4 separate regions of the Homo sapiens genome follow, and regions 1, 2 and 3 are each linked to region 4. A link is a loop called in an ENCODE intact Hi-C map of the cell type or tissue named here. Cell type or tissue: heart right ventricle. All regions are shown on one strand.

Region 1 (8,000 bases), 270 kb before region 4:
CCAGGCATTTTCATGGATGAAGAATTCCAAAGAAAGTTATTATTTCAACTCTTGAAAGCTACGCTTCAGGGTGAAGGTAGGGCTTGATTATCAAAGGAATTTCCCTGGCTGCAGTCCTAACAGTTTAACTTCCTGTGATTTCCCCCCGCCCCTTTCCCTTTATTTTTGGCTCAGAACTTCAGTAATGTCTGGATTGATGGAATTCCTCTGGGAGGCAGATTTGAGGGTCTAAAGGTGCTTCTCAATAAAGATTTTGAGGAATGATATTAACTTATTAGAGGCAACCCTCTATTGTTTTAGTATAAAGGGGATGAGATTTGGGGGAATCATTTTGGATGTCACATTAAGCCACTAGCCATTTTACTCTTGATGACCTTAGTTGCCTTTAAACTGTATTTTTAGTGGGGATCATTCTTTCAACAGTCCATTCTTTTTTAAACGCAATTTGGTTTATAATTCTGGGGGCTGCCTCTACATGCTGTACTGTCAAGAGAGACATCAAATATTTTCTGAGTAGTTTTCAACACAGTGAATTAAAGCTGAAAAAACAAGTAGCGATACTACCAGCATCTTAACTGAGTATGTGGTGGTGGTGTTTGAGTGTTTGTGTGTGTGTGTGTGTGTGTCTGTCTGTGTGAGTGTTTTATGTTGCTGTACCTACTTGCTTTTAGGTAGCTACAGTTTTACCAGAGAAGAGAATAACTTAGATTATATCAAAGTTTTTTTTTATATAATGGTTTAAAAACCTGCCCTGTGTCTAGTACTCCTTTACGAAGTCCGCAAGACTTGGGGATAACAGTGGACAATAATGTTCCTTAAGGACTTACAGAAATAAGACACACACAGATATATTTAAATTCCAATTAATCTGATTTTTAGTGTGGATTATTGAAGGGCTAGGAACTTAGACTCAGAAATGGAGTATTTTTCCTGTTTAAAATGTAAAGAGATTTAATAACATACAGGAGTCTTGCTATGATTTTTGAGAGGAGATTTACTCTAATGTTTCAGATAATCTGTTTAACAGTTAATAAAAATACGATTTACATTTTGTTTGGATTTTTTAAAGTCAGCACATAATTTCTAAAAGTAAGCAAATTTCTTGCAGGGATGGTGAAATGAAACCTTGTAGCATTTAGCGTGTATTGCGGTTTTGTTATTTGCAGTTTGTTATTAAGTGTTCCTAGGAATAAAAGGAGGTGCACAGCAACAATGTTTACTGTGCCGATTTCTGGTATTTTATAATTAAAGAGCAAGTGTGAGCTGGGAAGGGTGGGCTGGAAAGCATGGATTCTGGCTCTAAATCTCAGCTCGACCACTTACTACCTGTAACCTGGGGCAACACAGTTATTTAATTTCTCTGTAAAATGAGGATAATACAAGTCCCTGCTTCATTGGGCTATGGGAATTAAATGAGTGAATGCATCTAACATTGAGAACAGTGTTCAGCCCATAGTAACTGCTCAGTGAGTATTTTTAAGCTATTAGCATGATCAAATTTAGAGAGGAGAAATATAATGGAGCAGTTTCTCAGTTCTTGTTAGAAATAATCATTACATTTGAAAATCCAACAAAATATTAACATTCAAAACCCATTTTCAGAAGTGGTGGTGGTAGAATTGCTATAACGGAGGAAAATTTAGGAATGGCAGCCTGGTTAAAAGAAAGGGCGGGTAGACCTGGAGTAGGTTATAGATCAATTTAAAGCAGCAAAGTTTTCTAAAGGTGCTTCTAGTTTTACTTTAAATGAGTTTGCAGTTGCACATATCAAATAATAAGGTGTTATTTGCCAGAGGCATTTTGTTGGTGGGGGGTGGGAGAAAGTTTTGGGGTATATTGTGTGTGTTGGGGGTACATTTCCCCGGCTGCCTTTTTCCACTGCTGCTGGTCCTCTGGTCAGGAAGCCTCCCTGTCCCGCACTGGTTCTGTTATTTGTTCTTGGATAGCATCAACTTGAGGATGAGACTTTATAGGCAACACATTAGCCTCAGTGTCTCCTCCTGGTTGTAGTCATTTCCCGGTTACATGGGTCAGTTTCTCCACCTTACTTGAGTGAATGCCTAGAAAGGCTATTTCAGCCTAGAGAATTTTTAGGGGAATGGAGAAGCTGAGGGTAACTCCTCAGCACCAACACTTGAACCCAATCAATACTTGATAGATTACTCCCAGCACACACAATACACCCAGAAATCTTCTCCCCAATCCACACCCAATTAAGTTTCAGCCAAGGTTAGAATTCAGTGGTTCCCTCTGTGTGTGTCCCCTTAGCTGTTGCTGTTCAGGTGCAAAGGTGTTCATTTCTTTGTCTACCCATGTGTAGTTGCCTGATATCCAACTAAACTGCATCAAAATATGGAACCCCTAGGTAGGCAAAAAAGATAATTAGAATACAGTAGTCCCCCCGCCCCCCTTATCTGTAGTTTCATTTTCTCTAGTTTTAGTTACTGTCCATCAGCTGTGGTCCAAAAATATTAAATGGAAAATTCCAGAAATAACTCCTAAGTTCTAAATTGCTCGCCATTTGATGAAATCTGCACTGTCCTTTGCCATCTCATCCGGGACATGAATCCTTACTTTGTCCAGCAGATTCACACTCCAGACACTCCCTGCCTATAAGTCACCTCTAGGTTTTCAGATTGACTGTTACTATGGCAGTGCTCAGGTTCTAGTCACCCTTTTTTGACTTAACTATGGCCCCAAAGCACAAAAGTAGTGAATCTGGCAATTCAGATATGCCAAAAGAAAGCCATGAAGTGCATCCTATAAGTTACAAGGGCAAAGTTCCCCACTTAAGAAAAGGCCAGGCCTGGTGGCTCATGCCTGTAATCCCAGCACTTTGGGAGGCCAAGGCGGGCGGATCACCTGAGGTCAAGAGATCGAGACCAGCCTGGCCAACATGGTGAAACCCCATCTCTACTAAAAATACAAAAATTAGCCAGACGTGGTGGTGGACGCCTGTAATCCCAGCTACTTGGGAGGCTGAGGCAGGAGAATTGCTTGAGTCTGAGAGGCGGAGGTTGCAGTGAGCCAAGATTGTGCCACTGCACTCCAGCCTCAGTGACAGAGCAAGCCTCCATCTCAAAAAAAAAAAAAGAAAAAAAAAAGAAAGATCATATGCTGAGGTTGCAGTATATTATAATTGTTCTATGTTACTCTTAGTTATTGTTGTCAGTCTCTCACTGTGCCTGATTTATGAACTAACTTTATCATAGGTATATATGCATAGGAAAAATCATAGCGTATATAGAATTTTGTGCTATCTGAGGTTTCAGGCATCTGCTGGAGATCTTAAAACCTATCCCTCTCTTAGAGTGAGTACTGTGATTATGTTTAAATAAATGAATGCATGCTTGCTTGTGGAAATATTTTTGTGTGTGGGGTATGTATATGTGTGTGTGTGTGTGTTGCATGTGGACATTTTAATGTGTGTGTATTATCCTAGCTGATGGTTTTCCTTTGGACATTTGGGTTCATTTTGTAGAAAGAAAATGCAGTTTTAGAATCAGGAAGCTGATTGGATGATTCCATCTGAATATATGTGTGTGTATAAATAAAATATATTATCAAAAGCCTGACTTGACTTGGGAACTGGGAAGTAGCAGCCTCAGGTCCTCCTAGGTTTATTGGAGTTACACTTATTAGTAAGTAGCCTAATCCTCTCTGCAAAGAGAGGAAGTACAGTTTTATGATAGAATCACGTGGGATGAGGATCATTGAACCAGAGAGAAACTGCTGCTGTTTGATTTCCACTGCAGGTCATCAGTATTTCTTGATCTAGAACAATGATAAAAAGTGTTCTGGTCTTTAAGCAAAACTCAGATTTAGGCTTTATCCTTAGAATCTGATCTTTAAAACTGGAAGCACAAGCTTTCCAGCTTTGAATTCACTCCATTTCAGAGATGAAGAAACCATTTCTCAAAGAGGTGTCTCTGTTGAGGTTTCACAGTGAACAAGTCAGGTCAGCTGAATCCAGGTCTAGTGTTATTTCCTGCAAATACATTTTATTTTTCATTTTTGCAGTAATCTTTAGATTAAACCCACTCCTATACTGTTGGATTAGTTAGGCACATGGACTGGGTGTATGTTTCCCAGATTTGAAGGTTGGTTCTCCATGTCATAGTTATTTGTTCTGGTTGCTTTTTTTTTTTTTTTTTTTTGAGACGGAGTCTCGCTCTGTGGCCCAGGCTGGAGTGCAGTGGCGGGATCTCGGCTCACTGCAAGCTCCGCCTCCCGGGTTCACGCCATTCTCCTGCCTCAGCCCCCCAAGTAGCTGGGACTACAGGCGCCCGCCACTACGCCCGGCTAATTTTTTGTATTTTTAGTAGAGACGGGGTTTCACCGTTTTAGCCGGGATGGTCTCGATCTCCTGACCTCGTGATCCGCCCGCCTCGGCCTTCCAAAGTGCTGGGATTACAGGCGTGAGCCACCGCGCCCGGCCCGGTTGCTATTTTTTCTCAGTTTTCTTATCTGTACAGTGGCGGTAGTTATTTCATAGAATCATACTGAGGACTAAATAAGTTATTTCTTGTAAATTACTTACATGAGTACCCAGCATAAGTGTTAGCTATAATAATTATTATGTTATTAATGATTATGTCATTATTATGTATTGTTGATAGTAATATAATAATATATTGCTTTTTAGACACTTTAGTTAGCTATCCAGCATATGACAATAAAAAGGTGGCTCTATTGAAGAGAAGGATTCCATAATTTTCTTGTGAAATTAGCGCCATAAATCATTGAACATCTTGCTTCAGTTTTGTGTGAATTATTTGGATTGACTAAGTACTCTTGGTACTGGGCTGAGTTACCATCTGCTGTGTTTTGCTTCCATAGGTCAGGCTTATTCTCCTAGGGAATGGTGAGGTGGAAAAAAATGCCAATAACCTAACCCCAAAATGTATCCTAACTGTCTTGTTCACATTTATAGGACAGTTTTATTGCTGTAGGTAAGACGGATAACTGGGCACTATTCCAGCATCTTGGCAGTTTTCCTTTTTTCAAGGTACTAATATTAGGATTAGCATGTTGTTTTAAAGCCATTGCCTTTCTGCACCTTATAATTGCTTGTTCTTGGGGGAGGCTTGGAACATTTGAATTACGGTTTTTCTGCCAAATATGGGAGAGGTTGTCTGTTTTGTTTTAATACTTCGATTGGTTTTTAAAGTTGGTACTACAGTCCATTTTGCCAACAGACAACACAAATTAGAGGCAGTGTGGGCACACTGTGTATGGGGCAGATGCAGAGAGGGGCAGCGAATATGCATGAGCGAGAATGTTATAGCTCTGTCAGTTTTTGTATGTGTGCCTCAGTTTATTTTTGGTATTGATACCAATGTTCGGCAATACAGTGATTTGCCTCCTCTATTTTGTTTCTAAATCAAAGCCTTGGCAGATTAAAATGACTAGGAAAAGATTAAATTGTTAATGGTATAATCATATTTTTCTCTAAAGCATTGAAGAATTACAGTGTCTATACTTATTAGCATGTGATAACTTTAGTGATTGAAATGTTTAGCTAGTTTTACTCAAATATTAGTAGGATTTCTAATTTTCATAGGAGAGCCTAGTGCCACAAAAGTTACTGGTAACTAGCACTCTTCAGTTTTCATCTTCATGTAACTGTTGTGAGCATTCAAGGAAGGAGCTGGGAAATGGTTTAGTCTTCATAGATGCTCAACAGATGTGAGTTCTCTTTTCTCCCATGTATACGTTTCTTATCTTTTTGTAGAGTTCATGGGAGCAGCATTTATGGATTCAGACTTATATTGTTGACAATGTCCTTGCTACCTGATAGATGATCAGTAAGTGTTGCAGAACGAATACATATGAGAGCAGCAGAGATAGGAGTACATTAGGGCAATTAGAATAGATTCCTTTTTTTGTTTGTTTTTTGAGACAGAGTCTGTTGCCCAGGCTGGAGTGAGGTGGATCGGTCTCACTGCAACTTCTGCCTCCTGGGTTCAAGCGATTCTTGTGCCTCAGCCTCCTCAGTAGCGGGACTACAGGCATGTGCCACCACACCTGGCTAATTTTTATATTTTTAGTAGAGATGGAGTTTCATCACGTTGGCCAGGCTGGTCTCGAATTCCTGGCCTCAAGTGATCCGTCCACCTCGGCCTCCCAAAGTGCTGGGATTACAGGTATGAGCCACAGTGCCCGGCCATTAGAATAGATTTCAAAGAAAAGTTGACTGTGCCAATCTCTGCTCCCTCCTGTATGTTGTTAAGTCTACAGGGCCATATTGCCTAAAGAAACGGAGTTCCCCAAGAATGTGTTAGGAATAACAAAAATTCTGTACTTTGACCTGAAAATTGCGGTTCTTGAGCTGGTTATTTTTCTAGGTATTGTTGGAAGTTATGAGTCAGAGTTAGGTACTTATTCGTGGATAACACAAGGACTTCTGTCAGAGATCTGGATGCTGTCAGTAGAATCTCTGTTTACCCTCTTGGGCTCAGTTTATTCATCTATTCTATGAGGAGGAGTATGCCTGTTTGGCCTTCCTCTTAGGTTGCTTTTGAGAATGAATGAAATAATATGTGAAAATTCTGTTCATAAGTGTAGAAGATGGCTAGTGATGATGATGATGATGATGATGAAATTGATGATGCCCAAAATATGGAGAATCTAGACTGAATTTATGGCTTTCTAACTTCGAATTTTCGGCTTTCTAACTTCGAATTTTCAGGAATGCATGATGATAGAATGTTTTTATTTCTGATATCCACTGCATTGTTTCTATAGACCTTCAAAGTTTGACACAAATAACTAAATTATTTTGTTTTGTTGGTGAGGATCACTTTTATTTTAGCGGTGTATCCTGTTAAAATAACCTTGCATGAGGATTCTCAAAGTTATACTAATGTTGCACTAGTAACTAAGGCAGTTCCAAAAAGAGACATTTAGAATGAATAAGGATAAATCAAAAGTAATTCATATCCATTGGTAAGGAGGTGGCACATACCAAGTGTCAACTGTAGATATTTTAGAAATTGAAGTGTTACCATGGAATCAAAGTATTCCACTGTAAGGTTGAATATCTCAGGATACCTACTTTAAGTCGTCGATTAAGATGAAGTTAATATTCATTTTACATATCCTGCTTGAAACCTCTTATGCTGTGAAATTTTCCTGTCTATTAAGAATAGTTTTAGAAAAATGAATTAGCTAATTCCTTAACTTGTATGTAACTTGAATATAAGTTCCTTTCCTTAACTTGTGTGAAAATCAGTTCTCCTTTGTGAAGAGCATGAGAGATACCTCAATAAAATAGTAATTTTATATTGACATCGGTTGCAGTTTCAAAGTCAGAGTTTTACACTTATGTGCCCCTATATTGTCTAGCTTTGTAATCCCCACTTTAAAAGGCATCCCAAAATAGCAACAGAAGAATAAATTGTGACTTGGGTGTATTAGATTTGTATGATCTTGTTTATTGAGCTGCTTTGTTATGTAGTTACCAAGGATGATGTAAGCTTCTCATCCAAGTTTTCCTTTACTATGCTGCATTGTCCTTTAAATGTCATGAGAATACAAATATTTTCAAGGTAGCAGTGAGGAACAATCTAGATGAGATGACCAAAAGGACCTCTCATATGAAACTGCAGTGAGCAAAGGTTTATTGGTCTTTGGATCTCTAAATAGAGTGACTTTAGATATCTAAATTTAGTGAAAACCAGAATTCAGTGACTTTAGATTTCAGACCATAAGGGGTTGTAACACCTACTCCTTTTCTCTGTAATGAAGAAAAATGACCACAACAATGTGGTGGATATCAGAAATAGAAACTTTTCATCGTCATGCATTCCTGGAAATTCCAGGTTAGAAAGGCATAAAAGAGAGAGAAAACCTGTCATAGTTAGTATATCTACCTTGGTTAGTGTTTTTCACTTAGGGGATTGCAAATTCATATGAGAATTGCTGAGAGAAACAATTAATTTAGAACAAATATTCTCCTTCCATTGTTACAGCCTGTAAAATGTTACTTCTGAGTTGCT
Region 2 (8,000 bases), 750 kb before region 4:
TGATGTTGGCTATCTATCACCAAAATTTTTCGCCATGTGTGTCAAGAGTTATATCCATGCCTTTTGACCCAACAACTCTACTTGTGGGAATTTCTTGTTAAAAAATAATCTAAAGGTATTTATTTAAAATATTCATTAGTGCACTGTTTATTTTAAAACTATAAAATAATGTCTAGTAATATAAAAATTATTCACTTAGATGATTTCTATTAGATGAAATATTATAGAATTATTGGAATGATAATTATAAAACATTATGGCATTAAGGAAATGTTTATTACATAATGCTAAGTGAAAAAAGACACAATTACAATTACAGTATGATGGCAACTATATAAAATATGGTTTTATTTTTTAAAGGATATAAAAAAGATTGTGTGATTTTTTTCTTTGCATTTTTAAACATTTTGCTAGCTTATTTTTAAACTAACAAAGAATATAATGTATTATCTACAGATAACGCATTATCTGTAGAATTGAAAGGATCATTATATAACAGTGTAACTGTAGGCTGCTGGTTAAGATATAATCAGATATCTCAAAATTGGGAATTTTTATGAGGCTGTTACATAAAATTATGTAAAAGTTCCAAAATTATTTAAATGGAAGTAACTAAAAAACTGAGTTGAACTCAAGGCATTTAAAAATATATATTTCAAATTTATGATATACAGTATCAAAAAAGCTATACAATTTTCCATATTAGTTGGGTTAAAAAGTGCCCTTATACTAGTGATTCTTGTTTAGGTTGGTTTTCTACATGACCCTATCAGAGAAAGTTTGTCTTTTTTTCTGCTTCTAGTAAGCCTTGTAGATGTCATTGGCACATTTATTTTTCCTTGATTTCTTTGGGAAAAGGAGGCAACTGGTCCAGCTTTTTATGCCTGAGGTCCAGAAAACATACACCTGGGAAAGGCTACTGAACTTTAATTAGTCTTTCCTGTTTCTGAGTCTGCTTGCACAACAGTCTTCCTCCTGCACATGACCCTGTCGTCAACTGTCTTCCTGAAATGTTTATAAATAAAACATGGAAAAAAGTATGAGATCACAGCCCAGGATTAGCCTTAAGCCATGTCTTTAGGGTTGTTGCCATAGCAGAAGTGTATCCAGGATCAAAAAAACACTCTTGGATCACAGGACTCTTTCACTTTTTATACGCTGTGTAGCACCTGGTCTATGGACTGCATACATTTCAGCACAGGGTGGTTGTGCTCTGTCACAAGCCCCTTAAAAAAGGAGAAGTTATCTTATGAGTGATGGCCCTATATACTATGTCACTCACCTTGTCCTTGTGGAAGAAACAGGACCAGAGAGGGCAAATAGATTTGGTAAACAGCGAATGAGACAGCAGAAACATATAGATGTATTGCTAATAATATTCATTTTTTGAAAGTAAGAAGTTAATGCATCCGTGTAGGACAGAATGGGGTTGATGATATTTTTGTTCTTTTTATCCTCGCTCCCCAAGCACTTATCTAAGGATATCTAGAAGAGCAGGACTGGATTGAGTGGGGGTGGGGGTGCTGTCCCAGGGAATGGGGGAATAGCTCTTGGGATTTTGTGCCTTTTTATGTCTTCACTTGTCCTTTCTCATTTGGGTTTAGGTGTGTCCTATCTGAGGAGTTTAATTGGCTCCAGAGCAGAGATCTTTATTCCCTTCATCAGACAGAGTGTGTTCTATGACCACAGTAGAATTCAGCTAGAAGGAAAAAGTAGGACAATAACTAGAAAATTTCCAAAATGTTTAGAAATTAAGCAATAACATTTTGAATATGAGTAAGTCAAAGAAGAAAAAATAAAAATCAAACTGAAATATCATTAATATGGCACATCTCAAAAACTTGTGACATGCAGGTAATGCCATGTTTAGAGGGAAATTTATAGCCTTAAAATGTATACATTAGAAAATGAGAAACCTGAAAACCAATGACGTCCCTCACACTCAATAATTTAGGAAAAGAATTTAAAATTAAATTCAAATAAAGTAAAATAAAGTAATAAAAATTTACTGAAAATTACAACTCACCAAAATTGAAAACGAGGAAATAGAAAAGTCAAACCAAAAAAAAAAAAAATCCATAATTTAAAATCTCCTTGCAAAGAAAATTTCAGGTCCGCATGGCTTCACTGGTCAACACCTCTAAGCATTCACAAAGATGTAATATCATAGTTCTAGAAACTCTTCTACAGTATGGAAAAACAAATAGCATTTTTTTCAGCTCACTTTGAGGCTAGTATAACTTGGATACTAAAACCTGACAAGGATATTATAATACAGTAAAATTACAGACAAGTCTCTTTAATGCAAAATATAAGATGGATAATGTATCATGACTATATTGAATGTATCCCAGAAATGTAAAGGGTTTTTTTAACATTCAAAAATCAATTAATATAATTCACCTCAACACTGAATAAAAGAGAAAATTATATGGCCATGTCAACAATTGCAAGAAAAAAAATTTGAGAAAATTCAATGTGATACATAATCTATGTTCTGAGTACTCACAAGTTTGACTTTTTACATGACAACATTTTTGAACCCAGGACACCTTTTTTCTTCTTAAGTATCTGGCTCTTGAAATTGAAAAGCAGAATTTTATTGATCTTTGTCTCTACATACTCACTTTATAAAGGTTTCTTTTGAAAGCAAAATCTTGATTATCTTCATGATATTCAGTTGGCCATGGACACTTCCTCCCACCTAAGGGATGCGTGCCTCAGTCTCAAATGTGAAAGGCCATTGGGCAGTAGAAATTAACAGGATGAAAATAAATTAGGTAATGTTTTAAGATATTACCCAGTTGTTTTAATAATAGAGAATTCTGTGATGAGAGTCCATCGTTCTTCCTTGGAATTGCCTATAGCTACCATTCCATGGAGATTTCATTTTCACTGATTCCTCACTGACCTGTGGAAGAGTCTATTTAATCCTCAATCACATGTTGTATTTGCTACTTCTACAAACATCTAATTTGTTAGTGGTCTACAAACCATTTGTTACAGATGCCCCAATGTGTACTGTCCTTTCTCCATTAGTCATAGGTCCAAGCATCAACTGGGCGACTCTCCACTCTCAGTGCTGGGGCCACTGTCAGGGTCCAGTATCCTTCAAGTCATCCAAAAGTCTTTTGACTCAGACATGCTGGGCATTCCAGAAGAAGGTTTAGAATCTCCATCTCATCTGGCTGCTTTCTGCTATGTTCACTTCACATCTCTACCTTCATATTAAACTGTCCCAAAAGAACATTCTCAAAATCAGCCCCAGATTGCAGGGTGCTCATTTCCATTACGAACATCCAGAAACTAGAGCCCTTTTTTAACTTTAGCCATCAGTGGGTGTGAGATGGGATCTCATTGCGGTTTTGATTTGCATTTCCCTAATGAGTAATGATGTTGAGCATATACTCATATGCTTATAGATCATTTGTGTGTCTTCTTTGGATACATTTTCATTCAAATCCTTTGCCCATTTTTAAATTGGATTTTGAACTTTTTATTAATAAGTGGTAAGAGTCCTTTACATATTCTAGATACAAGTCCTTTATCCCATGTGTTTTGTAAATATTTTCCCCCATTCTGTGCACCATTCTTTTACTTTCTTGCTGGTATCATTTGCAGCACAAATGTTTTTAACTTTTGTGATGTTCACTCTATTTCATCTTTTCTTCCTTGTATTTTTGGAGTTGTGTCTAAATTAAAATCACAGAGAATTATGCCTTATGTTTTCTTGTAAAATTTTTATAGTTTTAACTCTTACATTTAGGTTGGTAATGCATTTTAAATGAATTTTTTAATAATGTGAGTTAGGGGTCAACTTCATTCCTTTGCTTGTGGTTATTCAGTACTTGCTGAATCATTTGATGAAAAAAAAAAAACTGTTCTCTCCACACTGAATTTTCTTGGCACTTTTGTCAAAAATCAATTCATCAGAAATATAAGGGTTTATTTCTGAACTCACAATTCCTATTGCATTCATCTATATGTCTATTCCTATGAAATGTGGTGCTGTCTTGATTACTGTAGCATTGTAGTAAGTTTTGAAATCAGGAAAGCTAGCTGTCTTGGGTGCACCTACTTGGAATCAAGCTTCTACATGTGAGGCTGGAGGGAGAGAAATGCCAACAGCCTGTCCTTTCCTGAATCAAACCATAGCCCAGACTTGGAGATGGAGGGAGAAGGAACCCCTGTCTACTTGGCTGTTTATGCCTAGGGCAAAGCTTCTGTAACATTGAGCTAAGGTGGAGGTAATGGACTGGATCATAGCTCAGATGCCATAGACTGTCACAGCTTTTACTGAGATTTAGTAGATTTTTTAAAATTAATCTTTCTGCCCTTAGGACAATTTTCAGACAGACATTTTAAATGATTGCTCTGTATTTTTTTTACCAGTTAAATTGGTTTTTTTGTTTGTTTGTTTTTTAGGAAAAAGGTGCACCGAGCCTCTTACTTTATTCAACAATTATTATTTAAGTAAAGCTTGAAGGGATAATTGAAACAGCTCTTGGAAAGGTTTTAGTGAGAACTCTGCCTCCAGATGCATCTGCAGAGGTGCTGCAAAGCAGTATCATTTTAGTTTGTATAACCTATTCAAGGATCATAACAGTCATTAATTTACTCACTCATTGATTCATTTAATAAACATTTTATCATCTTTCAGACACTACACTGGGTAGTAGGGACAGGAGGGCACAAAAAGAATACATCATTAAGATGTGATCTGTGTTCTAGAGGAACTCACAGTCTAGTACATAAACAATGTCTCAGCTCCCAAAATAAGTATGTTGCTGTATTTTATCCAAGCAGAAGAATCCTGCTTGTTATGGTAAGAATCTTATGTCTAAAGCAATATCATCCTGATTCTTGATAATCAACTCTTAATAATTCTTTTTTTAACTTTTAAGTTCAGGAGTACATGTGCAGGACTTCGGGTTTCTTACATAGCTAAATGTGTGTCATGGGGGTTTGTTGTACAGATTATTTTATCACCCAGGTATTAAGCCTAGTATCCATTAGTTATTTTTCCTGATCCTCTCCTTCCTCCCACCATCCACCCTCTGGTAGGCCCCAGTGTGTGCTGTTTCCCTCTTTAGGTCCATATGTTCTCATCATTTAGCTCTCACTTACAAGTGAGAACATACGGTATTTGGTTTTCTGGGTTTTACTGGTTTCTTGGGTTAGTTTGCTAAGGATAATGGGCCTGTACCTCCATCCATGTCCCTGTGAAGGACTTAACCTCATTCTTTTTTACAGCTGCATAGTATTCCATGGTGTGTATGTACCACATTTTCTTTACCCAGTCTACAAGGAGAACTACAAACCACTGCTCAAAGAAATAGAGATGACACAAACAAATGGAAAAACATTCCATGCTCATAGATAGGAAGAATCAATATTGTGAAAATGGCCATACTGTCCAAAGCAATTTATAGATTCAATGCTATTCTCATTAAACTACCACTGGCATTCTTCAAAGAACTAGAAAAAACTATTTAAAAATTCATATGGAACCAAAAATGAATCCAAATAGCCAAGGCAATCTGAAGCAAAAAGAACAAAGCTGGAGGTATCATGCTACCCAACTTCAAACTATACTTCAGAACTACAGTAACCAAAACAGCATGGTACCGGTAGAAGAACTTTCATGGTGTAAATACTCCCACCATGGTCAATTTCAAGCTACCAATCAAAGTAAAGTCATTCAATGTGGATTTGAAGAGCCACGAACACAACTGGCTCTTGTTAACTAGTGCACGCTATTTCTAGCACACCACAGAATAATCATGTTTTTAAGAACATTCATATAAGATATAGTGAAGTGCTTATAAAACAATATTAACTAGAAAAAAAGATACAAGACTATATACAGTAAGATTAAATCTCAAATATATCTGCCTAATATTTTTCCCAGGAAAAGTTACTTCAAAACCCACCAGTACCTCCCAAAATTGCCACTCCCAAATAAAACACTCTTGCCTGGCCTTCAACGCTTCCTGCCATATGAATTCTACCTACCCATTCAACTCATTTCCACCTTACTCCAACTCTATGTTCAGACAATTTTTTTCCCTAGCAACACAATGTGCTACTATTATTGTATTACTCCTACAGTCTATTACAATACTGTTATTTATATAACACTAAGAAAAATGCTGTTTCTGTGCTCAGGGGAAGTAGCAAAATTCCTCTTAAGGGTGGATTCCACTGTTGGGAAAATACTTCAATGGACTATTTTAATTAAACAAAGCTGGGACACAGGGGCTTGTCTGGAATGGAAGCAGCTGAGACTGGTTTTATGATGCAGACAATTGTTCTGCATAATGAAATAACAGGCTGTTCAGCCTCCCCGGATCACCACCTCATGTACTAGGAGACAGAACTTTAGAGAATATTGAAAGAAAGGATGAAAAAGAAGAGGTGGAGGGAAGAACTCCCACCAATAAAGAAGGAAAAACAAACTTCCAAATAGTGGCAGCAGGTCAGGATCTGACTGGGGCCGAGTTTTTGGTGACCTTCCCTAGGATGAATACCCAGATAGCAAGGGAATAAGCTCTTGCTCAGCTAGAGAACGGCATTAGCACAGGGAAAGGACGGAAGAGTGGGAGAAGCAGAGAGTGAGAGAGACCTGCAGATAGCTATCATTTGATACCCTGGGAATGACTCATGAGGTTAGGAGGGGCAGGGGCAGTTAGTGTAGAAAATATAGCATCACAGGAAGGAATAAAGACCAGGCACAAGGAATTCAGGAATGTGGATTGCCTGAAAGAAGTTTCTTTTCCTCCTCCTCTTGGAGGAATTCTAAGTGGTGTTAAGATACAAAAGGGAAGGGTGACCCAGAATGCTGAGAGACATGGAGCTGCAATTTACAGTTATATCTTCTTTTGAATTCTTTACTTTTGCTCTATGCATTAATCTCATTTCCCCAGTAGATTTTTCTAGCTCCTAAAAGAAGACCATACTTGCCATGTGTGTATATACACATATGTATATGTAGAAATGTATATGTAGATATACATACATATGTAAACATATATTTGTGTTATACATATATATATTTTAGAGTTCCTAGTCATAATTAATTCACCTTGCACATGGAAGTTCCTCTCAGATATCCTGCTGAATAGCTAGGAAAGAAAAGATTAAATAATCACTCCTTTTGTGCTTGTTTTGTGTGTTTGGTTTCTCATTACTTTGTAGTTGGAAGGCAAATCTTTCTAAGTTTTGTAGTCAATCTTTGCAATGTTATGATTTTTAAATGGAGAGCTACAACCACTATGAATGTACTCCACAGAATATATTTTATGTGTAATGTCTTTTCTAGCACATATATAGATCTCTTTTAAAATGAGGTATCTATATACCTTTTAAACACATCTGATACACATTGATTTTTTTAATGCTTTTTTTTTTTTGGCAAGCAGATTGAGAGGTGTTGTCAGCATTTCCACAGCAATGTGGTCCTCATGTTCACAACTGAGATAATGTGTATGTCAAAGAAGAGTTTTATGCTTCATCAAAACCAGCATTCATGTAAATATCTAGGTTACCCTGATGATTCACGTCACCTCTAACCTCTATTCAATGTCGTCATAATTGTCAATTTCCAAAGCAAACTGAAAAAAGTTATTATATCAAAATATGGTAAGAAGTACTGCTTGCCAAATATAATCAACTGTTATTTATTTCCAAAAACATTATGTAAAGACAAAAGAATAAGTGCTATATACTCTTGGGCTTAAGTAACAAGGAAAAACGAAAGGACTCATAGTCTTAGCGACTGAGAACTAAAAGTGAAAGCGGTTCTTATACTGCCCTGATGAAAAGGCTTGAAAAAGGTGCCTTATTTTTCTGTGCCTCAATTTTAAGTTTTTGTCATAACAATGACACCACTTTTCTGGTGTTTCATTGAAAGAGATAACATCTCTTTGAATCCCTTCTCTTCCAGGAACCCACCCCTATCTCGCCAGTCACAGATGAATCTCCTGGCAGTTACTCCCCAT
Region 3 (8,000 bases), 1.2 Mb before region 4:
TAGGGGCTGAGTGAGAGCAGAGAGAAAGGACTCAGATTGCAGTTTGCTTTCAGCTTGATTTACCTCTGAACCAGCAAAGAAGCAGTACAAAGGACATATGTGAGATTAGGAGTCACAAAAGTAAATGCAGGTATTCAGGATGCTTTCTTCCCTCCCTGCCATGCTCTGCCTTCCTGGTTTGTCATGGACATGCACTTGAAGTCTGTGGTCTCTGAGACTCCGACCATGTGGGATAAGCCTAGAGCTTCAGGCTTATGCCTTTTAAGCCTTTAGACTGAGGGATGGGTGATGGTAGGCCCCAGGGCCCATCTTATTACCTTATATTCTAATGTTTGGATGTTAATTATCTTCTTTGTTCCAATTTTTACTAAATCACTGGGTCTATAGCATGTCTGGTTCTACTATAAGATCAATGTCATAGATTGGTTTATAGTCCATCTTGCTCCTAAAACTGATTTGAGATGGCTAAGAAAAACACAAGTAAGATGACTTATAAAAATATCAATATAAATAAATAGGAATATCAGGGGAAAGGAAACATCTGAAAACAAAAATAAAATCAAGTAAGAGTTAGTACAACATCCACGTTTGTTGTGCACTTTGCATACTTGTGAGAACCGAGCCACATTTTTGGGGCTCTGAACATTCTGACATTCAAAGCAAAGAAAAAAATTATCTAAGAGAAGGAAGATGATCGCTTTAAAGTGACAGAGTATTCCTAAGATTAAAACAAAATAAAACCCTCAAAGATAGAAAACATCAACAAAAAGCAGTTGATGAGAAGTACAGTTTTCTGAGACCTAAAAGAGGACACCGAGTGTTCTGGGAAGATAACATCTTCAACACCAAGCTTCAACATCAAAACATATGCTTAATACAGGGGTGATTATTGTTCTATTGTCCCACTGTTCCATTGTTTCTTCAACGGTTCTGTCTGTCCCCTCAAAGCAAACTTTGGCGTAATGCCAAAGCAAAATTTAATAAAAGCATTTTAGGATGCAAATCAACGCAACTCAAGCATACAGTTTTCTAATTGTTTAGTTTGAATGAAGGACAGATTTAGACTATCCAGAGAAATGGATAGAATATAGACTCTTCAGGAAATCTATGCATATTGTTTTTTACAATTAAGCTTTTGATATAAATCTTTAGAGAGCATCGAGTCCAAGGTAATGTTCTCTGGAAAAATTATACAGTGAGTTTTTTTTTGTGCAATCAGTTAAGGACAGATTCATATGTTTTGGCAATCAATCAACCAAAGGATAGAACTGGTACTCTCTTAAGAAAATTATGAAGTGTAACTAGGATATATGCTTAATAAATGACTTCAACTATCTCTCCATAGAGAGATTTCCACACTGTCTATTATACTGCTAACATTTAAAAAATTTCTGTATTTATAGTCTATAGGTTTAGCTGTTTTTTCATCCTTCTAACTGAAGGATTATTATTATTATTTTTGTGGTTGTTGTCTTGGTATGCAGTTGAAAAGTGTCGTGTAACAAAAATATTTATGGCATGAGCATTTTGATATCTTTTTAAAACCTGTGCAATGAATTGGCTTCATAGCCTGGCATTTTCAGGGAATGTGTGAGCAAGCAGCCTCATTATTGATAAATATTTTAAAACACGTGATATTTACCCAGAAGGTCCCAATGGCTCAATGTGCCTCCTGCAGAAATGGCATGTAATAAAAAACTCCAGAATGAAATTTCAGAGGAAAAAAGGATACTGCACTTAAACAAAAATTCAATAAAAGAAATGTTAGAAAGTCCCCAAAGCATTCCAACCAAGTTATGGATTAATTGCTTGGCACGTTTCCTTTTTTAATTCCAAGCTGCCTTTTTGTTAGCTGAGTAAACAAAGCATCTAGAATAAGAACTTCAGCCAATGATGACAGCCCATTAACATCATGACTGATAATAATGATAATTCCCAAAGGCTTTGACAAGGTCCACACATCAGCAATATTTGACCAGCAGGGACTGAGTTGAGAAAGAAGGAAAAAAGACTCTTGTTATCCCTGCTGATAAAAAAAAAAAAAAAAAAGTGAATTCAGTGGGCAGAATAAGGGCCTGTCTTATGCCTGGACTCCCATACTGTTGATTCAGGGCTGCTTGTGAAGGGGGCTTAGGGAAAGAGCTTGCAATCCGTCCTGTGAAGTATAGGAAAGGGCAGAGAAATTCTTAAATCCCAAATCCAGAAGTCTTTCTAAGGCTGTTATAACAGTAGGTTTTAGGGCTGGAAAGCAATTGATTGCTGTATCACAAAATTGGGAGTTAATACATTTGTTCACACCTCAAGGAAAATGTTTTCATTAGAGATTATTTTATTTACATAATGTAGATTCTATCTCCTCCTTTCCTCCCTGAATTCTCTCTGAGTTCCAAAAGAGCAAGGGCCCTGTCTTGCATATTGTTTGCAGAAGGTGTATAGTGAATATTAAACAATATGCAGCCACAAACAAGGGGCATTCAGATTAGGTTTGTTTAAAAAAACCAACAGCGACCGTACAGCACTTCTCCTCTACCCCCACCCTCCAAATAACTGTGAAAATAAATCAAAACTTAAATTTTGGTTCTAAACTTTTGGCAATGCCCTATTGTGTACATTATCATTCTTTCTACTCTCTGACTTTTCACGAAGATACCATGATGGAGAGATGCATTAAGGAAGAATTCTCCTAATGCATTGGGAAACCATCTCTTGAGAGGAATAGTGTAAGATAACCAACCCAGAATCTCTTCCACCTTCAAATTCTTGGCATTGTACTCATATAGTTTAAAGTAAAAACTTTGCCTATATATACCAAAGAGGAACACCGTTTACGCCTACATTTCATGAGTGAGATTGCTGCTTGCGTCTGTGAATGCCTGAAACTGATGGCGAATATGGATGCTCATTATTTTTTATCCTCTCTGGTTATTGCATTTTTACTGAAATACTGAGTTATCTCCACCCATCCTATTTTAACCTAGGCCAAAAAGGAGTGCTCAAAAAAAATTATTGGTTTTTATAATCTGAAAGGGACAGTAGAAATCAGTTAGTTCAACCCTTTAATTTGACAAATGAGAAAACTGAGTTCTAAAGGGGCTTTGTATCTGATCCAAGAGCATGCAGTACTGAGATGCAGAGCTTAAACAACCACATCTTTATTACGGAGCACATTAAAGCAGTTAAGAATGAAAAGAAAAGATCCATCTTTTGGAAAACACAACTGTCTGTGTATACTGGGATTATGGCCAGATACTTTGTAAGCTGTTTTCGACCTAAGGTTTAGGTTTAGGATTAGCCACTGGTGACTGCTGGAAAAATCTTGTCAAAGACTTTTATAATAATATGTAGTTCTATTTTCTGGATTTAAGAGAAATTTGATGCATCTTTTTCTTCCGCAAATATTTGTTGAGCAACTATTCTGGGTAAGACATCATGCTAGGTGGGATGAGGATATGCAACAATGCAAACATCATGGCCATTGCCAGGGACTTAAAGTCTGGCAAGGGAAATAACAAAGTGAGACAAGTACATAACACAAATCAGAATGGGATTTTGGCCTCTTAGTGGCATAAAGCACAATGGGAAGTTTGGAAGAGGAAAAAGTAGCTTTAATTGGGAAATGAGAGAAACATTTCTTAGCAGATGTGGTCTTTGGCTGGCACTGAATGAGGATGAAGGATTTGACAGATGGTATTGAGGAAAATCCTTCTAGGAGGAGGAAAATCAAGGAGCAAAGACATAAAAAGCATAGGATGCTTTGGGGAAATCGCAAACTTAGTGATTTGATTAACGCAGTGGAGAATGGGAAGAATTTTGGTGGATATGAGATAGGCATGGGACTAGAAAGTGGGGGCCTTCAACCACAAAAAACTAAAACCCAAATTTGATGTGTTGCTTTTTATTGCATTACATTTTAAAAATCTCCGGGAAGCAAAGTGGGTTGAATAGATATAAACCCTTTCCTTCTAAAGAATCCCAAGGAGTTTAATAATCCATTGAATTTAGATGTCCTTTTGTCTATCTCTAGAATGAATTAATCACTTAACCAGTGTATGACTAGGAGGCTGCAGAATCAAGCAGGGTTATCCATCAGCAGAATACAGTTTACATCAAGCAGTTCAGGTAACTGGTATATATCAGGAGATGCTGGGACCCCCAGATCGTGTCTCACATGACACAGGAATCAACTTCTCAATCACCTAATGAGAGGCTGGGGATAGGAGAGGAGACGATTGTCTTGAGTTTCAGTGTTCATATTTTTTCTCTCCTGTCAGTTCATTCATTATTCATTGAACAAAATTTAGCAAGCACTCTTAATGAGTCAAGCAATGTGCTAAGGACTGGAAAGCAATAATTTTAAAAAATGATGTGGTTCTTGACATTGTGCAGTTTGAAGTCTAGAAAGGAAGACTTGAAAGGTTTAAAAAGCCAAAATCATGCAGCCCTAAAATGTATAAATGCTGCGGCCATTGGCGGGTTCAGCGACATACAGAGTCCAGGCAGTTCTGAAAGAGTGTCTAGGCTGAGACTGGAAGAATGAGGAGCCAGCAGGAAGGCAGAAGTGGAAATAGTCTTTCACACAGCGAAGACTGAGGCAGGAGCACAGGGCATTTGGAGAAGGAGAAGAATTTCTGTTTGGCAGGAGTGTCGATGAGGCTGTAGAGGGTGGCAGAGGCCAGGCCTTGAAACTCTTTGTAAGCCACGTTAAGAAATTTGGACCAGAGACATCTTCTTTCTTCCCTTGTTTTCCTTTTTTTTAGTTTGGCTCTGTTTTGTTTCGTTGGACAGTAATTCCGGAAGTTTAAGTTCAAAGCTAGGAATACATATATAAGTAGTTGGAAGGAAAAGCTATGATAAGTACTGTAATTATTTTGAACTGTGTTGTCCCATTCAGTAGCTGCTAGCTACAAGTGACTCCTGAGCACTTGATGTGAGCCTGGTCCAAACTAAGAGGTGCTGTAAGTGACAAATGCAAACTGCATTTTGAAGCCATAGTACAGCAAAAAAGTCATAACTATCTCAATAATTTTCACACAGATTATATATTGAAATAACAATATTTTGAAAATGTTGGTTAGATAAAACATATCATTAAAATCCATTTTACTGGTTTCTTTTATTTTCCATTGTGGATATTGGAAAATTTAAAATGACATATATGGCTACTTCTGTTGGACGGTGCTGGGTCAAAATAATTCTGACGTTCTTTTTAAGAGTAAGGCAAGCAAGCACGTGTAATTAAGTACTTCACGGAAATGCCTTCCTGAGTGTTCACTAAGGAAATGAACACTGGCAACTAGTTTGACCACAGGCTTGAGCCTATTTAAGAATAATAACGTAACAATCTTCTAGGATCATTCTTATATTTGAATAACTTAATGGGAAAATTATGTGTAATACAAATATGTATTTATTGTCAGAAGATCTTTATTTGGCAATAATTTATTACAGCTAAAAATAATATAGTTAGTATTTTATAATTAAGATTTCAAGAAAGGTCATTCAGATCTCCTAATAAATCTAAATTAAAGAGGTTTGAGTTTATTTCCTGTGGCTTCATCCATTGGCTTCTCTTAATTCATTAAGCTGAGTACTAATGTTACAAAGATGAGGCCAAATAAACAGGCAAAATGCCTCCCAACTAAAACCTGTTAGGCAACATACTTCTAAAAATATCCTGATACAATTTAGGTTTAAGAAATGAGCACATTGGCTCATTAAAGGTGTGAGAGGTTGGGATCCTGGAATGGAGCAGAAGTTAATTATTATTACTATTATCATTATTGTTATTTTTATTATGGGCAATTTGTTTTAGCTGTAACTGTAGCACATTTTATAAGGCAAGCAGGTGTGCATGGCAACTGGACCACTCATTCCGGGGTGATGGCAGATGAAAACTGTCCATCCCGCTGTCCAGTCAAGTGCTCTGTGGGCTGACGGACCTCAACAGAAGAAGCTGAGGAGATGCTTGCAAACATAACCCCAGATTTATAGGAAACAGCTCATTAAGCTCGAAATCTCAAGTGCCCTTTTTAAAAAAGCAATGTTCACACTTAAACCAACTGTATTCTCCACTTTCCATGGAGGGGAATCTAGTAGAGAATGCATGATTGACCTATATACCAAGACAAACAGTCCGCCTTTCATTGCAATAACAAGAGACAGAGACAAGCATGCGTGTTTTAATATGGGGAACCTTATGTCTGTGCAGTGATTCATCCCATTGCCTGTTCTGCCCCTCCCTACTCTCTTTGCCCCTCATAGTTCCATAGAAGACTGCCATAGTCATTTATTCTAGGCCCAAACAGGACCTCCTTCCAATTCATTTTTAAGATTGGGCATCTTTAATTGAGTCATCATTATTTTATCTAAACATAGAAAGTAAAACCAGAAAATTTCCTAAGCTGCCATCATACAGAAGCTGTAGGAAATTGATTACAGAGAAGGCACAGAGGCTGTTGTATTAACTTTCCTACAAGAATGCCTGATTGTTTTAGGATTTCAGTATGGTAGATGGATTCCTTTGGTGAGTACAATTTTAATGCATGGAATAGGGCTTGTGATGGCCTATTCACTTATAAAATAAGGCATTTAGTAATGTAATAGTCTTAACATTTAAACCTCAGATGTATTTCCATGCACAAATGGTTAAGAACTCAAAAACAAGTAATTATCAATAGCATATGTATGCAATAAGAAAAGCATCAACTGAAAAAAGTTATATTTATGACATTGGCAAGAAAGATACATTAATTGACTGCAGAAAGAAGCCAACATAATATTTACTCTGCATTTTCAAAAGGATGTAAAGAAGATCCTAGAAACTTAAATGCACTTAACTTTATTTTGGGAAGAAAAGCCCAGGGGAACACTAATCAGAAGAGAACTGAAGAGAGTCTGTCTAGAGCCTTCTGATTTCATTTTAGATACCCAGATGGAACCAATAAGTGGATAGTCTCACAACTAATGCACAAGATAACAGTTTTGGGTGTGTTAAGAGAGCTGTGGTTTTCAAAGTGGTGGAGAGTTAATAAGAGACTTCTGAGTTTAAACTTTCTGTAATGCTGGACATGATCCTGCCTTTCCTCATATAAGGCTATTTTTAAAATGTTGGATTTTCTTTATAAAATTAATTCTCTTCTCTTCCTAACTCTGCTTACCAAAGTTGCAACCACATATTAAGGTTGAGCTCAAATCTATATATTTGAAGAGAATACAGATTTGATTCTCAACCCCAGCTTTACAGAAGGCCATCTTTCCTTTCCATAAATGCCACAGCCATTCTCTCTCTCTCTCTCTCTCTCTCTCTATCTCTCTCTCTATCTATCTATCTCTCTCTCTCATTTTTTATTCATTATATTTATGTGCTGGACTTATTTCCCTTACTAGATTGTAAACGTTTAAGTGTCAGGCTCTGTGTCTTATTTGTTTTGATCTTCTGCGCCCCCCTCGCTCACTCCCCATCCCAAAGTGCCAAGCAGAGGTTTTACACATGGAAGATGCTCAATAACTATTTGTTGAAAGAATCAATAAAAGGAGTGCTAAGCTTGCTGTGGAAAGGATAACGTATCAAAGATCTGGCTTCCTAATAATTTAATTCTGTGAGTCAGCTATAATAGGTCCTTGATATTATGACTGATGATCTTGTGTGATCACACTCCGAAGCCATCCATTTGATTCTCCGACCTTCCCTGCTGAAACCATGAACTCCCTCTACTAAAGTGCTAAATAGATGGAAGAAAAATACCTGAAATGCAGAAAAATTAACATAGTTTTGAGGAAGTTGAGATAGTTCTTGAGGTCATTGTGTCATTCTCTCAGGGTGGCACACACAAAAATGGAGAATACTTTACAGCCAAACAAAATTTAAAAATCATTAATAAGAAAATGCTATTTTAATGAACATGGTTTATGGGAGGAAGAGAGAGAAAAACCCTAGATTTTCTTTTCTTTCCTTTCTTTATTTGAGACAGAATCTTTCTCTCTCTTGCCCAGGCTGGAGT
Region 4 (8,000 bases):
TGTATATACAGAGAACAGTGTGAGTTTCTCCATCTATTTCTGTGTTATTCTAGCGATGGATTTGTGCCGACAGTCCACTGTGTTTCTTCCCTTGTCTCTTATGTGACCAGAAATAATGTTTCTGAAAGAGAAGAAAACAGGGTTAGAATATGCCATCTGTGGCCAAGGAAACAAGCAAAGCCAAGCCAATTATTCAAATTGGAATACTCTTCCACAGCCACAGGCAATGGAGTTGATCCTATCCTGGAGAATCAAGCTCATTATTACATGGCTCTGGACCTATCAGAGGGCATTCACATGACCTGGAATAGACACAAGGGGAGTCTTAAAACATCACGACAAATTAGCCGGCGTGGTGGTGGGCGCCTGTAATTCCAGTTACTTGGGAGGCTGAAACAGGAGAATTGCTTGAACCTGGGAGGCAGAGGTTGCAGTGAACGGAGATTGCACCCCTGCACTCCAGCCTGGGTGACAGAGCAAGACTCTGTCTCCAAAAAAAAAAAAAAAAAAAGTCAGAACAACTTTGTCTCTAACATTCTTTATGGAAAATGATTGATATTATTTAAGATGATCTATAGAAAATAGATGGAGTTAGGTAACATATGGGCCTAAAATCCAAACAAAAATGTAGTTGGAACAACTATATCCTCAGATATATTTATAATATTTAAGAGTTTACAGTCATTGTATAGGGGAAAGATTTAAAATTAAATGGATTTTAACAAAATAGAGACAAAGATCACCGTAACTGAAGATAGCTTGAGTTTTGAGGGGGTTCTTGAACTACACAGGCTATTATTTCTATATAACATGCAAGTATTTTCAGTCAAAACACATGATTCTGTCTGCAGTTATTATGTACCTATTACATACCAGTTGTCATGTACGATTGCATGGGTTCTCTTTTTCTCTTTTGAGAACTTACCTCAATGTGATCTAGAGGGAAAAAATTTCAGGAGCAGTAACTGAATATATTTTAAGTAAAAAGCAAAACATTACTCTTAAGTTATGTCACAGATGCTTGCAAAGAAATCTTGAGAGTGTTAATGATTCTGAAATAGGAGTACACTTCTCCTCTATGCTCAAATCTGTGGTTACCTTCAGTGATTTTGACTTAGAGTCATCCTTTGTAGAAATTCAAGAAATTAGATCCATTGGGAATACAAATAAATATGAATCAGCACGAAGAATTATTTAGGTTTATATTGATTGACAGACATAAAGAGCCACCATTTGATCAAGGCCTGTAAAAATTCATGCTTACAAGTTGACATCTTAGATTGAAAGGATAATCATTGATTGAATCCGTTTTCTAATGCATGAATATAAAAATAGCAAATCAAAACCTCAATGGAAAATAGCTATCATGCTTCTGAATAAAAATTAAAATATATAAGAGAGTGAGTTACAAATGGTTGCTGGAGCAGGTGGGCGTGGTCTGCCTATAAGAGAGCAGACTTCAGTCACAGAGGAAAGGAGTGGTGTGGCAGGCAACAGGGTTGAATATGTTTAAAAAAAAAAAAAGGTTTGTACTTAACGCCACAGAGCTCTAGAAGCTGAAACTAGAATCAGTGAGTGAAATCTACAAAGAGGCCAATTTGTGGTAAAAATGGAATGGGCTTCTTTGGGAGATATCAGTCTCAGTACATTTGAAGCACCCCACAGAGGCCAAATAACCACCATTCAGAAAGTTCTGTGTTGCGACACAGGCACCGGGGAGCAGTGCTGGACTTCCTACATCTCTCTGCTGAAACATTCATTTATACTTCCTGAGGCTCATAAGCCTCAAGTGTTGTCTTATTCTTGCTGTATTTTGAATCCAAACAATTAATATGATTTATGTGATCATCTCCACCCAAAATTTAAAAAAAAGTTGGAGTGCATACACACACACACACACACACACACATGCACACATGAATATAAAAATGGCATACTTCAGGATCAATTACTTAAATATATTTTCAGTAAAAAGCAAAATATTATAGGTGATACTTAATACATGGCTGCCTTTAAATAGCATGTGCTTATTAGGTCCTGTGAATTTGTTGTTGGTTCAGATACTTATTGTTGATGCATTCTTTGGAAATACCCTTTTAAAATATATTGGTAACACAAGAGTGATGATTCTCCTTTCTGGTTTCATATTTTTGACTGGAAAAAAAAATAAACCTGATTCATAGCAGTATAAATGTATGGTTAATTTTTTGTGTTTTAGACCCACCGTCCTGTGTAAATGCTCACTTAACCATAGGCTAAGAAAATACTTGGAAATAGAAAAGAAAATGTGAACTACTGATTGTCCTCTTAGTTGACAAATGCTTCATGTTTTCGCTTGAAGGCATGTGCTATGAAGTAGGCAGTTGCTGTCTCAGTGCCACAAGTTCAATGTCTCTGGACCCCAGAGTCGATAGTAGTAGTTAATAAAAAGCTCAGCAGTATTTTTTTAATGAAGTAATCATGCTGTACTCTATAATTTTATTCTTGGAAGCATAAAGAGTATTTACAATATGGTGTCTTTCTAGGGTCAGAATAGTGAGGAAAAAAATGGAAAAATGTCCAAACATCCTTCCTTGCATGGCAATGATGGCATTACTGGTGTGTTTAATAAAACCTTTATTGGTACATTTTCCGGTGTGGTGGCATTGGCAGAAACCATCCCCCTTTGGATTTGGAACTCAGCAGCTGATGAAATACAGTAAACATTAATTTGGAATGGGCTGCCAGTTTTGGAAAGCCAGGTGACATTTTATTATATTTGTACCAAGCAGAGGCTGTGTCCCATACTGCTGTAGCTTCCGCTGTCAGAGGCTTAGCTGGCATTATGGAAAAAAAAAAATGGCAGGCCTGAGAATCTTATCCCCTGAAATGAAAGTCGAATGCCAAATTGAAATTCCTGTAGGATTTCCGATAGCAATGGGGGAATTGAGAAGCTCACAATTAAGCATATGGGCATTAAGATAATTGTCAGATCTGTTGGCGGACATGATAGAAGACAGATGGGTACGAATCAGTGCGCTCCACTGCAGCACCCTGGGAGGCAATTTGACGTTTTACCTGCCTGAGCTACTCTGCCATATTTGTCACTGAATGTACAGCACGGCATCTTACTGAGTGTTAAGTGTTTTCGCCGGGAACTATAGGTGCATGTGCGGTCCTTCAGCGCCCTCTAGTGAAACGCGTTTGGGAGTATGGTTTTTGAAAAGCCAGCCTTCATCAGGTCCTCTTGGCCTCTGGAAATAGCTGTCGCACCTCCGGTTCCTGCTCACCTCTCTGGTTCCTCTCGCCCTTTCAGGTGGGGACCCATCGTGAAGATGGCGTGGCCCTGAGAGGCAGCCATTCTCTTCTGCCAAACCAGGTTCCGGTTCCACAGCTTCCTGTCCAGTCTGCGACTTCCCCTGACCTGAACCCACCCCAGGACCCTTACAGAGGTAGGTTGGCCTCACCAGGGCACTTCTGACCTCACTTTCACAATAGGACCAGTGTTGATACCCAGCCTCTTGGTGTTCATCCCTCAAGAAGCACTGGCAGAAACCCAGGAATCAAATTGGGCACAAAAATGGTAAGGAAATGGCAAAGTATTTAGAACTTCGCCCGCTAATTGTGTTTCTCCAGGGACTGTTTTCCTCAAACATCCTCTGAAATCCTGGTCCTATATCAGCAGGGAATGAGGCCACAGACTGATGAGAGGAAATTTTATTTTAGCTATTTCCACATTTTTCTCATTCAGGTCCTCTAATGTGGTTAGTTGTGGCCTGAAAATGATATTTCCAAATGAATAGGAAGGAAGGAAATTGTTTTTGTTGTTTAAGATGGAAGGAAATATAGGTGCATTTAAAAAATGGAGCTTGGTTGCATGATTTTCGCTCTTGAGTCATCTAGCCCTCTAATGATTGCCTCATACCGGTGATTACGAGCGGCTTTTCATGACCCCAGGAAGTTGGGCTATTGCTGGCCAGCTGACTAGGAGTCGCTTAGATAACATCTTCTCAGTCCCTTCACATTTAATATAAAAATGATAACATTGCCACAGGAATACATGTGGGCATTTTTTCAGCTGTTCAACATTGTACAGATCTGAGTGTCAATTATATGTATGGGTATGTCTGCCCATTTTTTATGAATAATAATCATTTTATGGACTTTTTTTTTTTTTTTTTTTGACAGAGCCTCACTCTGTCGCCCAGGCTGGAGTACAGTGGTGCGATCTCAGCTCACTGCAACCTCCACCTCCCAGGTTCAAGCGATTCTCCTGCCTCAGCCTCCCAGGGGGTAGCTAGGATTACAGACATGCATCACCATGCCTGGCTATTTTTCGTATTTTTAGTAGAGACAGGGTTTCACCACATTAGCCAGGCTGGTCTTGAATTCCTGACCTCAAGTGATGCACCCGCCTCAGCCTCCCGAAGTGCTGGGATTACAGGTGTGAACCACCACAACTGGCCAGGACCTTTCTTATCAGGAGGCTTTGGATTTTGCCCTCTTTGTCCTAAACCTGTGCTTCTCAAACTGCACATAAGCACAACCTGAGCATCTTGTTAAAATGCAGATTCCACTTCTGTAGGTCTGGGATTGTCCATTTCTAATGGGCTCACAGATGATGAGGCCGCATGGACCAAAGTTTGAGTGGCAAGGTTCTAGAATACACAGATTACAAATAAAGAGGAATACTTGACAGATATGCTTCTACCTTTAAAAAAATTACTACATTAGGGTCGTGTTTTAAAATGCAGTGTGACTTGGAAAGTTGAGCAATGATAAAGCTAGAAATTTCTAAAATGAGTAGCAAACTGCCTTCCATATGTACCATTTTAAAATGCTGATTACTTCTTGAGAATAAGAGAAGCCTAATTTCAGAATATCATTAGGGTACCTATTGAAGTCTTGACTGCACATATTTAGCATACTCCCTGGGAATTATATTTTAAGGACATTTTTCTATTAAATCATTGCATATGGAAGAAACTCAATATAATAGCTGATATTTACTTGGGTTCTTAATCAGAACATTGGCTGTGTGATTTTCATGATTATGATTTTCATTGCAATTAAGTTGATGTTTTGTAGACAGTGAAATTACCATCTACTCCAAAAGATTGCAAAATAGAATTTAACCTTAGAGCCAATGCAGGGAAAACTTGTTTCTGCAGGTGCATTTTTTGAAACTTCAACAGATAGCAGGGGGAAAAAAAAGTGACAGAAGGATCACAGTTCAGCAGTATGAATTGTCTGCTGGCAGCCTTGCAATCTGGTGTGCAGGCAGTGAGATTGTGGTGTACATGTCACCTGATTTCTCTTTTTCGGCAGGCATGCCACCAGGACTACAGGGGCAGAGTGTCTCCTCTGGCAGCTCTGAGATCAAATCCGATGACGAGGGTGATGAGAACCTGCAAGACACGAAATCTTCGGAGGACAAGAAATTAGATGACGACAAGAAGGATATCAAATCAATTACTAGGTCAAGATCTAGGTAACAGTATATAATACTGTCGCTTCATTTAATTCCTTTATTGGACTTTGATGAAGTGAACAGAACGGGAAGAAACTATTCAGTTTTTTCCTGGCAGGTAAATTTACAGCTGAAAAGAAAATTAAAGGCCTACTCTAGAAGTACTAAAAGTATCGTTTCAGATACCTGTACTCTATTGGAGCCTAAACTGTTTTGGCATTTATGAATCTGGACCCAATGCTAATGACACACAGTGAAAAAATTTGTCTCTGATTCAAGTACAGTTTATTTGTAAAACTATACTTATTCTACAAATTTGGTCAGAAATGTTGTGTCTATAATATTTCTAAAAAGAGATTGTAGCCATGTTAAAAACTCAACTGATGTATGTGCCAACTATAACTCTTTTCTTACCTCTAAAGTAAGAAAATAATTTCCTAGATTTATCCTAAACATGCTGATGTATATAAGAGTAATACCTTAATTGTTTATGGTTTTTCTTCCTGGACACTCTTTTCTACAGAAAACACAACTGCAGGAAAATAGCTTCTGTCTGGTTTTCTTAAATATCTGCTATCTTTAAATTCAAATCTATATCTCCTTGAACTTTAATCTGGTAATCAGATGGTTTTTGAATACCAACACCCGTGTACTTTGCCTCAATTCCCTGAGGTTGTTTTTATTCACAAATTCAACCAATTGTCCTAAGACTACAGCTTTCCTTCTAAAGGCTGTGGTTCTCAAGGTTCTATCTGGAATCTTTTGTGAATTAAGAACATGCTGCCTCTTTATGTTGCTGTTGTAATTATTGAGATAAATTCCGTGTCTTGCCACAAGTTTAAAAATGCCGAATACTTCTAGATAACCCCTTTCCTTCCTTGTTGTCTTTTTCTGATTCTTGGCCACTTTGGCAAGAAATCCCAAGGAGGGGATTTCATACCTTTAGCAGCTTCTGTGTTAGACCAGTCAGTTCTTGGTAATTTAACTTATTGTGGCCAAACTTATGCATGTTAATGGATTCTTTGAAGTTTTGGAACAACATTTTCATTCGCTGTTGAGAACCTTCTTATTTAAAAAGGTCACTCTTATGACATTTACTTATGTATGCCTCCAAAACTGTATTATAAGGCAGTGCTTTTTCAAATCTAGGCAGTTTTATTTGCATAACTAGTTTATTTGTAAGTGAATAACCAATTCTAATTGGTCGTTAGCCTGAAAATCTTTGGAAGAAAAGTTCCTATTTTCCAGTCTCCTTTGTGTAAGGTGTAGCATTTGTTGGATGTATAAAAATATCACCCAAATGCTCAGCTTCCGGACAGGCCTGGCAGAGACTGTTTTCATTTGCTTTTTACAGCCTATTTGCATAGTAGAATATAGGAGTGAATTAATCATTACTGATTTCCTTGGCACTGGCAGCAGTTGGGGGTGAGGGCAGAGGAGGGATCCGCAGAAGGCAGAGAAAGAGGGCCTTTTCCAGTGGACTCAGTTGACTTCCATGTTTACCATACACACCTGTGGCAGACAGTGCCATCTGGAAAGGCGCTTACGCTATGGAGAGAGAGGAGCCTGGTCTTACAGCATCCTTCTGTGGTGTCATCCTCCTTGCCCCTAACTTTTCTCCTTCACCCAAGTGTTCTTGACTTACGTGCATTATCTTTATGTGTAACGTATACTTGCAACCGAAGAATACCACTCCCACTTTTGATTGATTGGAGCTTCTCAAGTGTAATTGGTCCTTATTGCCACTTGGAAGTTACCCAGAGATTCTCCAAAATGGAACATCAGAGTCATATATTTTAAACCAGCATTCATTAAATATACATTTAATTGAGTAGATAATTTCCCACATCTTCCAACTCCGAAATGTTGTGATTAATCATCTTTATTCTGTGAACATTTCCAATGTGTGAAATTACCCTTTAGGTTAATTGTTAGTCACTTCCATGGAGTTTCTTGTGATGGGGAGTCTACTGATGTTCAGTGAAGTTTGTTTCATTTTCTGTGTCTCTCATAAGCCCCCCAAAAGTCCTCACTCATGTTTATTCACAATAGTCATTCAGAGCTTTATAGCACGTGCTGCTCTGCCTTCTTGAGACAAGACGTCGTGCACACTTCTCTTTTTTACATGACAGCCCTTGGAATATTTGAACCCTGCTGCTGTGACGACTTCCTCATATGATATGCTTTCCAGGTGGCTCATCATCCTCTTTGCCTTCCATTCAAAAGTTTCTAATTTGTCACTGTAACACTCAGAAATGGACAGAACCGATCTTATCTTTTCAGACTATTCTGGGCCCGGCCATGCATTTGTTATGAATCATGGAATATTTTGGTTTTCACAATTAGAAATTACCTTTTGGCTTTTTTTTTTTTTTTTTTTTGTAAGAGACAGAGTCTGGCTGTGTTGCCCAGGCTGGAGTGCAGTGGCCTGATCACATCTCACTGTAGCCTCCACCTCCTAGATTCAAGTGAGCCTCCCACCTCAGCCTCCTGAGTAGCTGAGACCGCAGGTGTGCATCACTGTGCCCAGCTAATTTTTTTTTATTTTTTG

The links. A loop is a pair of places that touch in the nucleus more often than their neighbours do. Peaks named below come from ENCODE experiments on the same cell type or tissue, not always from the same donor. Only the 100,000 strongest peaks of a DNase experiment are listed, where the experiment ranks them.
Region 1: a loop joins it to region 4, with 3 times the contacts of the local background. A loop is called at or near these places in 8 of 110 quality-filtered maps.
Region 2: a loop joins it to region 4, with 3 times the contacts of the local background. A loop is called at or near these places in 3 of 110 quality-filtered maps.
Region 3: a loop joins it to region 4, with 3 times the contacts of the local background. A loop is called at or near these places in 2 of 110 quality-filtered maps.

What each region holds. Positions count from the first base shown.
Region 1 is chr18:55,501,961-55,509,960 of GRCh38, reverse strand. The region is part of intron 3 of TCF4 (transcription factor 4); the gene reads left to right. Among named protein-coding and RNA genes, the nearest start is that of MIR4529, 27 kb to the right of the region's middle. RefSeq lists an enhancer at 1-413. In heart right ventricle, no CTCF peak of the experiment used is centred here; no DNase peak of the experiment used is centred here; H3K4me3 peaks cover 1,310 bases; H3K27ac peaks cover 5,599 bases.
Region 2 is chr18:55,981,854-55,989,853 of GRCh38, reverse strand. No RefSeq gene overlaps it. Among named protein-coding and RNA genes, the nearest start is that of LINC03092, 10 kb to the left of the region's middle. In heart right ventricle, no CTCF peak of the experiment used is centred here; no DNase peak of the experiment used is centred here; H3K4me3 peaks cover 389 bases; H3K27ac peaks cover 5,932 bases.
Region 3 is chr18:56,386,031-56,394,030 of GRCh38, reverse strand. No RefSeq gene overlaps it. Among named protein-coding and RNA genes, the nearest start is that of LINC03069, 200 kb to the right of the region's middle. In heart right ventricle, a CTCF peak has its summit at 4,650; no DNase peak of the experiment used is centred here.
Region 4 is chr18:55,229,979-55,237,978 of GRCh38, reverse strand. TCF4 (transcription factor 4) reads left to right here. Exons shown (of 20, transcript NM_001083962.2): 16 at 3,296-3,431; 17 at 5,308-5,470. Among named protein-coding and RNA genes, the nearest start is that of LINC01929, 110 kb to the right of the region's middle. RefSeq lists an enhancer at 3,027-3,321. In heart right ventricle, a CTCF peak has its summit at 3,160 (motif pointing left); DNase peaks (open chromatin) are centred at 3,168 and 3,388; H3K27ac peaks cover 7,591 bases.